2 separate regions of the Homo sapiens genome follow, and region 2 is linked to region 1. Evidence: chromatin loops called from intact Hi-C (ENCODE). Cell type or tissue: OCI-LY7. All regions are shown on one strand. Links, peaks and the distances in the headings refer to the core of each region. The heading gives the core; the rest is flanking DNA. Region 1 has its middle 130 kb from the start of ZNF280B. Region 2 has its middle 77 kb from the start of ZNF280B.

Region 1 (2,910 bases), core at 183-2,682:
GAACAATAAATTCAAACTTTAAAGGAAATACATGAATAAAATCAGAAAAAAATGGCCTAAGGACCCTTAAAGATAGTAATGAGCCCTCTAAGGGATGGGTGCAATTCAGCGACAGCAGGGATAATCTCAAAGCAAGTGTGCAGAGTGAAAGAAGCCTGAACAAATGGGAAGATAACGTTTGATAACACTGATACATTCCAGAAAAAAAAACCAAACAGTAGTGAGAGAGGCAGATCTGTGGCTTCCTGAGAGGCCATTAGGGGAGGGAGGGAGGAGACAAGCATCATGAGGAGCTGCCGGGATGGTCACAATAGCTCCCGGGGATGGTGATGTTTTCAAGGAACCAGAAAAATGCCAAAATTTGTCTAATTTCCTGTTATAAATATGGGTAGTTTATTAGATGTGCATAGTTCCTACATGAAAGGAGTTTTATTAAAAAAGAATAGGCTGGAGAGAAAGGAAGCACAGGGATTCACACTGAGGAGCAGGGGGAGGAAGACACCACTCTGGAAACTCCTGGAAATGGGAAAAGGAGGATGACGGAGACACGGGTTCCCCATCAGAGGTGGGTCTGAGATGACACAACTGGACCTGCCACCTCAGCCCAGGACTTCAGTGCAGAGACCCTGTGTCCTAAGCTGCAGGGAGGAGGATGTTCTGTTTCCTGGATGTCCTGTTCCTGACTCTGAGGACTGAAGGGGAGGAGGAGCCTCCACTCTCAGGCAGGGCCCTGGATGCCCCTGGACCCATGAAGGAAGCTGCAGCAGCAGAAGCCACAGGCCAGGCCTGAGCAGCAGCTGCTGGGGCTCACCCTCCTGACAGAGGAGGAAGGGGGTTCTTGTCTCAGTTCCCCATTGGCCTGGAGCACTGTGGGACCATTCAGGCTGTCATCCCATGCTGCACAGTAATAATCAGCCTCATCCTCAGACTGGAGCCCACTGATGGCCAGGGAGGCTGAGGTGCCAGACTTGGAGCCAGAGAATCGGTCAGGGACCCCTGAGGGCCGCTGATTATTACTATAGATGAGGAGTTTGGGGGCCGTTCCTGGGAGCTGCTGGTACCAGTTTACAGTATTACTTCCGATGTTGGAGCTGCTTCCAGAACAAGAGATGGTGACCCTCTGCCCGGGGGTCCCAGACGCTGAGGGTGGCTGAGTCAGCACAGACTGGGCCCAGGACCCTGGAAGTGAGAGAGACACAGACATGGTGATTGACAAGAGACAAAAGGAGACAAGAGGAGAAAGCAGGGCCCCATGGGCTTCCCAGGGCCCCTTTCTTGGTCCCCATCCTGTCACCTGCACAGTGAGTGAGGAGGGTGAGGAGGAGAGGGAAGCTGGCCATGCTGGAGATTGTCCTGAGTCCTGTCTTCTCTACCCACAGCTGAAGCTGAGCTTCCCCCAGATCTCTCCCTCTCTTCATACTCTGAGAGGGGGAGAGTCCATCCATGCAAATCAGACCCCCCCAGCTTTGTGACCCCACCCTGAGCCCTGGGTCAGGCTCCTTGCCTTGAGGATGTCAGGGTGTGGCAGGGGTGGAGCTCTGTGGTCCCAGAGGGTGGGGAGAACACAGTTGTGAGCCCTGAGCAGAGGACAACAGGCACAACAGGTGGCCGGTTGTGCTCCCATCACCGCCCACCCCCGCCCCCCGCGCGTCTTCTCAGAAATGGTCCCCCAGCGTCCCCTGGTGTCCAGCCAAGGTAAACCATTCTATGATAAGGTGACCAGAGCCTCTCATTCACACCACTGCCTCCCCTCTGTTCTGTCCACTGCCCCCTCTCTCAGGTCCAGGCCAGCTCAAGTGACACCTGTGTCTTCCCGCTGTGACCTCAAGGCAGTCTTCGCGCTCTACTGGACTCCTCAGGAGTGAATCTGTCCATGGCTCTGTGGCTGTACATTGCAGAGGACTCAGGTGGTGTCTACACAGAGTCCTCTTATGTCAGGATCAAGCCCAGAGCGGGGACCAGCCCCATGGACTCACTTCCCCACCTGTGTGGGACACCTGGTCCTCTCCTCTCATGTGGCTCCTTCCTGCTGGCTAGAGCTCTCCTTCCTCTGTGGATCCTGTGGAGCTGAAGAGAAAGGGAGCTCTTCCCTCTAGGGTGCCTTGGGAAGACATTCCCAGAGGGTTTTTCTGGTAAATCTTTGTTCTCTCTCTACTTCCCCAGGTTTGCAGTCAAAGTCATTTGGATACTGTGACCAGGGATCTTGCCTAGGAGTCTGTACACTGAATGCCCATCTACAGGGGATCCTGGCAAATGACTTTGGAGTGTTTCACTTATGAGCAAAAAGAGCAAAGATGCTCAGTCTTTGAAGATGGGAAGAATTAAAACTTCAACTTGGTTTAACCAGCGTCTGTCCTCAGGTGAGCCTGATACATGGCAGCTCTTACTATCGAGCCGCCAACGAGGATTTCTAGGAGAAGATTTTGGTTCAAATTCAGTAGTGAGTGTTGTGGGGGTGGCTTAAAGATGATAGAAATTTTTCGTCTTTGATCTGTAATGACGTCTAGAATCTAATGAACTAAAAACAACAAGCTTAACAGAAAACATAATTCTGTTGATCAAAATGAAAAATGAAACAGGTTATGTCTGTGACTGCCTGAGTTCTGGCATGATACACCCTGGGCTCTTAATAAATATTTGTTTAGGGAATTTTAAGGGGATACAGAAAAACAGCAAGATGATTATGTTGATATAAGTTGTAATACAATAAGATTTTAAATGCTCCATTTAAACAACCAAATAGTGAAACCTAATACAGACATTTAAATAAAACCAGTCCATACATGGAACTGAAATAAAATGTATGCTGTGTTTTGGGATTGCATTTCAAGGGTGTTGTTATTTTAAATGTTTCTTTTAGTGTAAGCCATGTGCCTTTACATAATTTTTATAGTTTTTAAAATATGTTTG
Region 2 (2,910 bases), core at 126-2,625, 51 kb before region 1:
GTGAAAGAAGCCTGAACAAATGGGAAGATAATGTTTGATAACACTGATACATTCCAGAAAAGAGAAACCAAACAGTAGTGACAGAGGCAGATCTGCAACTTCCAAGGAGGGTGTTGGGGGAGGGAATGAGGTGACAAGGGTCATGAGGAGCTATTGGGGTTGGTCACAGGTTGTATGTTGTATAGCTCCCGGTGGTGGTGATGTTTTCAAGGATCCATAGAAATGCCAAAATTTGTCTCATTCCCTATTGTAAATATGGGTGGCTTATTATATGTGCATTATTCCTACATGAAAGGAGTTTTATTAAAAAAAGAATAGGCTGGAGAGAAAGGAAGCACAGGGATTCACACTGAGGAGAAGGGGGAGGAAGACACCACTCTGGAAACTCCTGGAAATGGAAAAAGTAGGATGATGGAGACACAGGTTCCCCAACAGAAGTGGGTCTGTGATGACACAGCTGGACCTGCCACCTCAGCCCAGGACTTCAGTGCAGAGACCCTGTGTCCCAAGCTACAGGGAGCAGGACACCCTGCTTTTGTTTTCTGGACACCCTGTTCCTGACTCTGAGGACTCAGGGGAGGAGGAGCCTCCACTCTCAGGCAGGGCCCTGGATATCCCTGGACCCATGGGGGAAGCTGCAGCAGCAGAAGCCACAGGCCAGGCCTGAGCAGCAGCAGCCGGGGCTCACCCTCCTGGCAGAAAAGGAAGGGGGTTCTTGTCTCTGTTCCCCCTGGGCCTGGAGCACTGTGGGACCATTCAGGCTGTCATCCCATGCTGCACAGTAATAATCAGCCTCATCCTCAGACTGGAGCCCACTGATGGCCAGGGAGGCTGAGGTGCCAGACTTGGAGCCAGAGAATCGGTCAGAGACCCCTGAGGGCAGCAGATCATCATAATAGATGAGGAGTTTGGGAGCCTTTCCTGGGAGCTGCTGGTACCAGTTTACAGCATTATTTCCGATGTTGGAGCTGCTTCCAGAACAGGAGATGGTGACCCTCTGCCTGGGGGCTTCAGACACCGAGGGTGGCTGAGTCAGCACAGACTGGGCCCAGGACCCTGGAAGTGAGAGAGACACAGACATGGTGATTGACAAGAGACAAAAGGAGACAAGAGGAGAAAGCAGGGTCGCATGGGCTTCCCAGGGCCTCTCTCTTGGTCCCCATCCTGTCACCTGCACAGTGAGTGATGAGGGTGAGGAAGAGAGGGGACCAGGCCATGCTGGAGATTGTCCTGAGTCCTGTCTTCTCTACCCGCAGCTGAAGCTGAGCTTCCCCCAAATCTCTCCCTTTCTTCATACTCTGAGAGGGGGAGAGTCCATCCATGCAAATCAGACCCCCCCCAGGTTTGTGACCCCACCCTGAGCCCTGGGTCAGGCTCCTTGGCTTGAGGATGTCAGGGGGTGGCAGGGGTGGAGCTTTGTGGTCCCAGGGGGTGGGGAGGACACAGCTGTGAGCCCTGAGCAGAGGACACCAGGCAGGGCAGGCGGCTGGTTCTGCTCTGATCACCCCTGTCTTCTCAGGAATGATCCCCATGCGCCCTCTGGTGTCCAGATCAAGGTAAACCATTCTATGATAAGGTGACCAGAACCTCTCAGATACATGGCTTCCTCCCCCCATTCTGTCCACTGCCCCCTCTCTCAGGTCCAAGGCAGGCCAAGTGGTGTCTGTGTCTCCTCCCTGTGACTTCAGGGCTATCTTCACGCTCTACTGAGGAGTCTTCAGACTCCTCAGGAGTGAATCTTTCCATGGCTCTTTGGCTGTACATTGTAGAGGACTCAGGTGGTATCTACATAAAGTCCTATGTCAGGATCAAGCCCATAGCAGGGACCAGCCCCATGGACTCACCTCCCCACCTGTGTTGGACACCAGGTCCTCTCCTCTCATGTGGCTCCTTCCTGGTGGCTAGAGCTCTCCTTCCTCTGTGGATCCTGTGGCGCTGAGGAGAAAGGGAGCTCTTTCCTCTAGGATTCCCTGGGGAGGAATTCCCAGAGGGTTTTCCTGGTAAATCTTTGTTCTCCCTCTACTTCCCCAGATTTGCAGTCATAGTCATCTGGATACTGTGACCAGGGATCTTGCCTAGGAGTCTGTACACTAAATGCTCATCTGCAGGGGATCCTGGCAAATGACTTTGGAGTGTTTCACTTATGAACAAAAAGAGCAAAGATGCTCAGTCTTTGAAGATGGGAAGAATTAAAATTTTAACTTGGTTTAACCAGAGTCTGTCCTCAGGTGAGCCTGATACGTGTTAGCTCTCAACATCAAGCACCCCAACTAGGATTTTTAGGGAAAAATTATGGTTCAAATTCAGTAGTGAGTGTTATGGGGGTGGCTTAAGGATGATAGAAAATTATTTATCTTTGATCTGTAATGACAACTAGAATCTAATAAGCTAAAAACAAGCTTAAGAAAAATTGTAATTCTGTTGATCAGAATGAAAAATGAAACAGGTTATGCCTATGACTGCATGAATTCTGGCATGATACATCCTGGGCTCTTAATAATTACTAGTTTGGGGAATTCTATGGGGATGGAGGAAAACAGCTGGATGGTTTTGTTGATATTTCCACTGGTGAATGTATCACCAGGCAGTTGCCGTAGAATGAGATTTTAAGTGCTCCATTTAAAAATGGAATAGTGAGATTTAATATAGACATTTAAATAAAACCAGTCCATATATGGAACTGAAATAAAATGTATGCTGTGTTTTGGGATTGCATTTCAAGGGTGTCATTATTTTAAGTGTTCCTTTTAGTGTAAGCCATGTTCCTTTACATAATTTTTATAGCTTTCAAAAAATGTTTATTGCATTTACGTAACACATCAGGCATATTAAGTTTTATTTATTTCCAAGTAGAAACAAACTATTAGAGCTGGGCTTCACTTCCTGTTTGGCTCATTGCTTTTTCTTTGA

What was found. A loop is a pair of places that touch in the nucleus more often than their neighbours do. Peaks named below come from ENCODE experiments on the same cell type or tissue, not always from the same donor. Only the 100,000 strongest peaks of a DNase experiment are listed, where the experiment ranks them.
Region 2: it touches region 1 in a loop (6-fold over the local background); 2 of 110 quality-filtered maps call a loop at or near these places.

What each region holds. Positions count from the first base shown.
Region 1 is chr22:22,379,310-22,382,219 of GRCh38, reverse strand. It overlaps IGL and IGLV1-44. Among named protein-coding and RNA genes, the nearest start is that of ZNF280B, 130 kb to the left of the region's middle. In OCI-LY7, for the core only: a CTCF peak has its summit at 1,697 (motif pointing left); DNase peaks (open chromatin) are centred at 769 and 1,579; H3K4me3 peaks cover 2,319 bases; H3K27ac peaks cover 2,500 bases.
Region 2 is chr22:22,430,305-22,433,214 of GRCh38, reverse strand. It overlaps IGL and IGLV1-36. Among named protein-coding and RNA genes, the nearest start is that of ZNF280B, 77 kb to the left of the region's middle. In OCI-LY7, for the core only: CTCF peaks have their summits at 1,349 and 1,554 (motif pointing left); a DNase peak (open chromatin) is centred at 1,514.